2 separate regions of the Mus musculus genome follow, and region 2 is linked to region 1. A link is a contact called in ENCODE Hi-C or POLR2A ChIA-PET data. All regions are on one chromosome and are shown on one strand. Each heading gives the region's core, a stretch centred on a gene start or an enhancer-like site at or near the end of the contact. The rest is flanking DNA. Distances are from core to core; before and after follow the strand shown. Region 1 has its middle 14 kb from the start of Igfbp4. Region 2 holds the start of Tns4 (tensin 4).

Region 1 (2,896 bases), core at 350-2,849:
TCACAGGCTCCTGACTTCACTAGCTTCCAACTTCCTTACTTACCTGGACTTTCTACAGAGGCCTCTAGCTTGGCTTTTGCCTGCAGCAGGAGAGAATAAGGTTAAGAATGGTCCCTTCAGCCCCTGGCCGGCTCCTTTTGGGGCCCAGGCCAAGGCATGTTGAGGTAGTGGGGTGGTGTAGCCTCAAGATTAACTTTCGGGTTTCTTGGCCAAGGGCATATTTCTTTCCCTAAGGCACACCTTCGAACCCCTGCTTCTTTAGCCCCTCTGGAGAAAAAAAAAAAAGCAGAGCCAAGCTTATTAACACATACAGAGGCTCATGTCTGTATGTACTCTGTGTGTGTGTGTGTGTGTGTGTGTGTGTGATTGTGGCTTAGTGATTCCTGAACTGTGGAGTATATGCTTTTTGTTTTTTGGGTTTTTTTGGGGGGGGTTGTTTTTTGTTTTGTTGTTTTTTTAATTTTTAAAAAAATATTTATTATATGTAAGTACACTGTAGCTGTCTTCAGACACTCCAGAAGAGGGCGCCAGATCTTGTTACGGATGGTTGTGTGCCACCATGTGGTTGCTGGGATTTGAACTCAGGACCTCTGGAAGAGCAGTCAGTGCTCTTAACCGCTGAGCCATCTCTCCAGCCCCTGTTTTTTGTTTTTTGAGACAAGGTTTCTCTGTGTAACCCTGGCTGGCCTGGAACTCACTCTGTAGACCAGGCTGGCTTCAAACTCTGAAAGCCTCCCGAGTGCTGGGATTAAAGATGTGCACCACCACTGCCTGGCAGATTTTATTTATGTGAGTACACTGTCGCTATCTTCAGACACATTAGAAGAGGGCATCAGAACCCATTAGAGATGGTTGCGAGCAACCATGTGGTTGCTGGGAATTGAACTCAGGACCTCCGGAAGAGCAGGCATCTCTCCAGCCCACATTGAGTGGATCTTTATTTTAGGGAGTAAACCGTAGGCTTTGAAGAAAGCTGTCCAGCGCCAGGTAACAGCGTGCTTTGGAGGGGTTTCACATTTCACACAATCACCCTTCCTCTTCTGTGTAGGTTGACTTATGTCAAAGAAAAGAAAAGCAACACTGCGTTTGCATGACATTCCCAGAGTCAGAGGTGCCCTCCTGTCCTGGCCTCCACATGTCCCTGAATGTCCCTATGGTCCTAGGACTGGCAGCTTAGGAGGGAGATGGCAAGGACCAGACTTGTATATCCTGAGAACTGAGGTCCTGTCTTCTCTGCTCTGTTCTGCCACCACAAGAAATTTATTCTTTCTGGACTAGCAAAGTGGCTCAGTGGGTAAGGGCACTTGCCACCAAGCCTGAAGACCGGAGTTCAGTTCCCGGGACCGACATGGCAGAGGGAGAGTATCAACTCCTGCAAGTTGTCTTCTGATCTCCACAGGCACACAGTGGCGTATGCACGCTCACACACTACAGTCCCAATCTCTGTCTCTCGCTTATACACACAAACACATAAAAATATATGCAAAAAAGTTATTTCCTTCTACGGGGGTGGGGGTCTCTTGGCTCATCCATGCGCTGGCATTTAGTTCCCATTCCCATCACTCAGTGGACATCAAACCTTGATCTGCTGAGGGTGGGTCAGCCTTCTGCCTTACCATCTAGAAAAGCCCTGAGGTTTAGCTTCTGCCATTCCCTAGCTCCTTCCAGAAAAAGCCTATCATCCCAGCCCTTTGGCCCTCTGCCACCAAGCTGCTCCAGGATTGTCATGACCTGTGCAAGGACTTGGGCACCAGCAAAGTTCCCCTTCCTGGAAGGCATGTGGTTGTTTGGCAAATGACCGCCCCCCCCCCAAAAAAAAACATTCCTAGCTGAAGAAATTCCCACCGTGTTTCAGGCCCTTGTGATAGATAACGCCACCTCTGATGGAGGAGAGGGTAGGGATGTGGATTGAAGGTTTTGGGAAGCCAGGAGCAGCTGAGAGGAAGGTGAGAGGGGAGGGGCAGTTGTAAACACAGGAGGAAGGAAAAGCTACCAGCCTTTGGGCACACACATTGTGGGGGACCGAGAGCACCTCAGTCATCAGCCAGGGATCTAATTAGATCCTGCCCATTCTGTCTGAGGCCCCAGGGGTTGGGGAGGGTTGAGGTCAGAGGGTAGAAGGGGAGGGGGTTATGCAGATAATTAGAAACACACTCCCCTGAGTGGCAGGCGCCAGAAAGACCACCACTCCCCTTTCCTTCTTTCCTCGGGGTCTTGAGGTCACCTCTCAACCCCCATGTAGACGAATCCCAGCCAGGCTGCGGGAGCCTGTGAGTCTAAACTCCAAGGGTCTGGCTTCCCAGGCCCTTACACAGTCTCTAAAGTGCAAACAACATATTTTCACCATGCAATGGTATTTAATTACACATAAAAACAGAGCCATTAAACTGAAATTAAGCCCTTGTTGGAATCACTTAATTCAGGGCATGACAAATTGCTTTCAGCGGAGGCGGCAGTGTGGTCCCCTGGGGTGGAGCTGGGGGGGAAAAAGAATGGAGATTAGCGGCTTCCACAGCTGGCTCCATCCACTCATTCTCTTGGTCCCTTTCCCAACTCTAAATTCTGAAACTGGGGCCAGAACCCTCTTCCTAAAGACCACCCAAGCCAAGGGGGAGAGGCTCTAGATGCACTCAGGATGACAGGAACAGGAGGTTGGGAAATCACTGTACCACTGTTCAACTCAGTTATAGACAGCCCAGGCTCTATGGATGGGAAAGTTGAGGCCCAGATGCTAGGATTAGGATCTTGGCACCCAGCCATGACCACAGATGTTCCATTGTTTCTCCCCCCACCCTCCTAAGCTGATATCATTGGATCCTGGGCCTAGAGAGAAGTTGGGGCTGTGTAGTGAGGGTTGGAAACCAGAACTGACCTTTGGTGACTTTCTGGGGACAGC
Region 2 (2,849 bases), core at 328-2,827, 34 kb after region 1:
AATCAAATAACCCACAAAACCCCAAGAGGCTTCATATTTGAGATTCAAATCTAGGCCTTGGACCGTTTGTAATCTTAACTCCTTCAGCTACACAGAGTTTAAAGGCAGAGGGGACACAGAGATAGGGCCATGGTATGCCTAATGACAAAAAGCCAGGCGTGTCTGGAACCCCCCCTGCCCCGCCCCAGGTGCCTATGGCTTTGTTATCAGACTTCTTGGCTGGGTCCTGGAAGCAGGGGGGGGGGGTTGGGTAGTGGTGGGGAACAAGAGGAGGGGGCGCTCATGCTGGTGTGGAGAAGTCATGTGGTGAATCAAATCTACAAATGGCAGTGGAATGGTGCTGGCCTCTGAGCGCCTTCCTTGGGGGCAGCCGAGGACACAGAGCCCAAGACACAGCTTTTCCCACAAAGTCTCCAAGAGTCCAAGGAGCCAGGCACAGCTGGCAGGATTCACTGCCAGGCCTAAAGAGGAAGCTGGGAGACTCCGAGCAGGGTGTACTTGAAGCTGAGCATTCCCCACGACCAGGACTCAAGGTGGCCCAGCCGCTGCCTTTGTGCATAAGGATACGTCCTTCTCTGAGCAGATCTCAGAGGTTTTATCTGTCTGATGGTGACTTGATAATTAACAGACCCTCACTCTTTTTCCCAACAGTTCTGATGGGGGAGTGCTGACAGGGCTGAGGGTCTTGCCCAGGCTACAAGTGTATGTCCTGAATCTCGTGGGAGGTACTCTTGTCTCTAAATGTCCCACAGGATCACCCTCTATTCTCTGTCTGGACCCAGCAGATACTGAACTTCAGGGAGAGATGCTGAGAACAGGAAACCCTTCTGCACCTTCTCATTTGACCTTCCCAAGTCACCCCTGGGCTCAGGCTCAGACTCTGTCTGCTCCTCTGAGATGTGGCTATACACTCCAGGGCCTCCCAGCCCTGCTCTACGTCTTAGAGAGGAGTGCCTGGGCTCAGATTGTATGTGTGTGTGTGTCTTAGGAAGGATTCCAGTTATCTCTGCCCTATTTACAGCTCCCTCCTACCTTCTCGTCTTCAGAATCTAACTCTTGTTCCTTTCACTTTCCCTCCTCAAAACTCTGGGGGGCAGGGAACTCCTGGGGCAGCTGGAAAGCCCTCATGGTCATCCTGGTTTACCTCATAGGAGCCCAGGTAGAGAAGGCAGAGGATGGAGTCCCAGTCTCCCCCCACCACACAAGCCCAGGATACCCATCATTTGAGCCTACTCCTTCCTCATTGTCCCTTGCCTCCCTAGAAGCCATGTGGCTTCACTTAGGGCAGCAGGCAGAGGACAGCCTCCTAGACTGGCTTAGTGCTCTGTTTAGGAGTTAGGAGACCTGGGTCTATCCAGGCTCTAATCTGATGTCCAAGATCCCAAGGCCAGCTTTTTCTTTCGTGGCCTTGGATTCTATTAGCTGTGCACCCGGGATGCAGACTTAGCTCTAGTTTAAGCTCAGACAGAACTAGGTTCCCCCAACCTCACCCAGTGAGTAAAACACCTACCTGCTCGTGGCCGCTGTTCCACTCAAGACTCTCAGGATTGAACTGTGCTGAGGCCAGGTAAACTGCAAGAGGAGGAGCCAGCAAACCTTACTCGCCTTAAAAATAGCCCGCCTTCTGCCCGCCCCGCTTCTCCCCTATGGCCCTACACGTGGCCTTGACAGTCGCTGGCCCCGCCCCAGAGGTGTCCTAACTGCTCAGGTGGGGCAGGAACAGGCTGGGAGAGGTGTGTGTTAGGGGTGGGGGATGCAAGCACCGGTTAGGGATGAGTAAGTGAGTGTGTGTGTGTGTGTGTGTGTGTGTGTGTGTGTGTAGGGGCCCCAAGCTCCTAACTTGGCCCTCCCGTGTACCGTGATGCCTAGACAGAGTTGTGCTGCCGCTGGCCTCCCTCTCACCTTATGTAGGAAGGAGGAAACAGTAGGTTGGCAGAGACAGTGAGAAGGGAGAGCTTGGGTCTTGGTAAAGGACGCTAGTGGGTAGGAAACCCTTCCCCAGACCTATGCTATGGCTCTGGATGCCTCTGTGAGGCTCACTCATGGTCTTTTCTTCCTTCTGTCCTGTTGTAAGGCCACCTCCAGCCTGGGAACAAGGCTTCTGGCCTAAGGGAAGAAGTGGAAGGCCCTGGAGGGCTCTGCCTAGGGCTTGATATCCTGCTTCTCAATGATTCACCCTCCTAGGAAGCTCTGCTAAGCATCCTCTCCTATTTCCATGTCTACGACTTCCTCCCTGCCAGGGGTTCCTTAGGATGCTGTTAGGGAATGTCCAGCCAGGGTGAGGGACACTCAGACCCCCATCTGAGCAGGTTGGAGGAAAGTGTTTTCAGCCTGATCTTGAGAGTGGGTGGCTCAGCATCTCCGTTGGGCTCTGCAGTCTACTTTCTGGATTGTTTCTGAAGACCCATGATGCGACAGTGCGCCTGCCACAGGAGGAAGCTAGGGTCAAGCGGTACAGGTAACATTGAAAGGCGTCCTCCGGTATTCATATGATGCAGCAGATGCCAGACTTGACGAATACCTAATGTATCCTTGAAGGAAGAAACTGGCTAGCTGCGGCAAGCTAAGGTGGACATGGTCTGTAGGCTTTAGCTTTATGGGCGAGTAGGAGGGAAGACTGCTGAGTTTCTTGGGTGGAAGGGTGGGCTACATGGAGGAGAAATGGCTCTGCCATTGGAGCTCCGTTGTTGCTTGCCCAGCGTGTAGGAAGCCCTAGATTTGATTTTTTTAAAAAAATTTTCTCTCTCTGCAGTTAACCATTTTTGGTTCACACTTAGCCACTTCCTCCAGCTTAACTAGCCCAGAACACTGATTTCAGTTTCAGCGGCCCATCTCTTCTCTCCACTCCC

What was found. Hi-C counts contacts between places; a loop is a spot of excess contacts on that map. ChIA-PET counts read pairs that join two places held with the same protein, here RNA polymerase II (POLR2A).
Region 2: a map of regulatory T cell shows a loop between it and region 1 (1.9-fold over the local background). The contact joins the promoter of Tns4 here to the enhancer-like site in region 1. A Hi-C loop is called at or near these places in 2 of 37 maps with a recorded cell type or tissue (T-helper 17 cell and regulatory T cell). POLR2A ChIA-PET finds 5 or more read pairs at or near these places in 2 of 5 experiments (both embryonic stem cell).

The regions. Positions count from the first base shown.
Region 1 is chr11:99,053,626-99,056,521 of GRCm38, forward strand. No RefSeq gene overlaps it. Among named protein-coding and RNA genes, the nearest start is that of Igfbp4, 14 kb to the left of the region's middle. Within about 2 kb of position 1,600, at least 1 of the 3 ENCODE cell types and tissues checked has a DNase peak (open chromatin) inside an H3K27ac peak, as active enhancers do.
Region 2 is chr11:99,087,729-99,090,577 of GRCm38, forward strand. Tns4 (tensin 4) reads right to left here and starts at 1,578. Exons shown (of 13, transcript NM_172564.3): 1 at 1,511-1,578.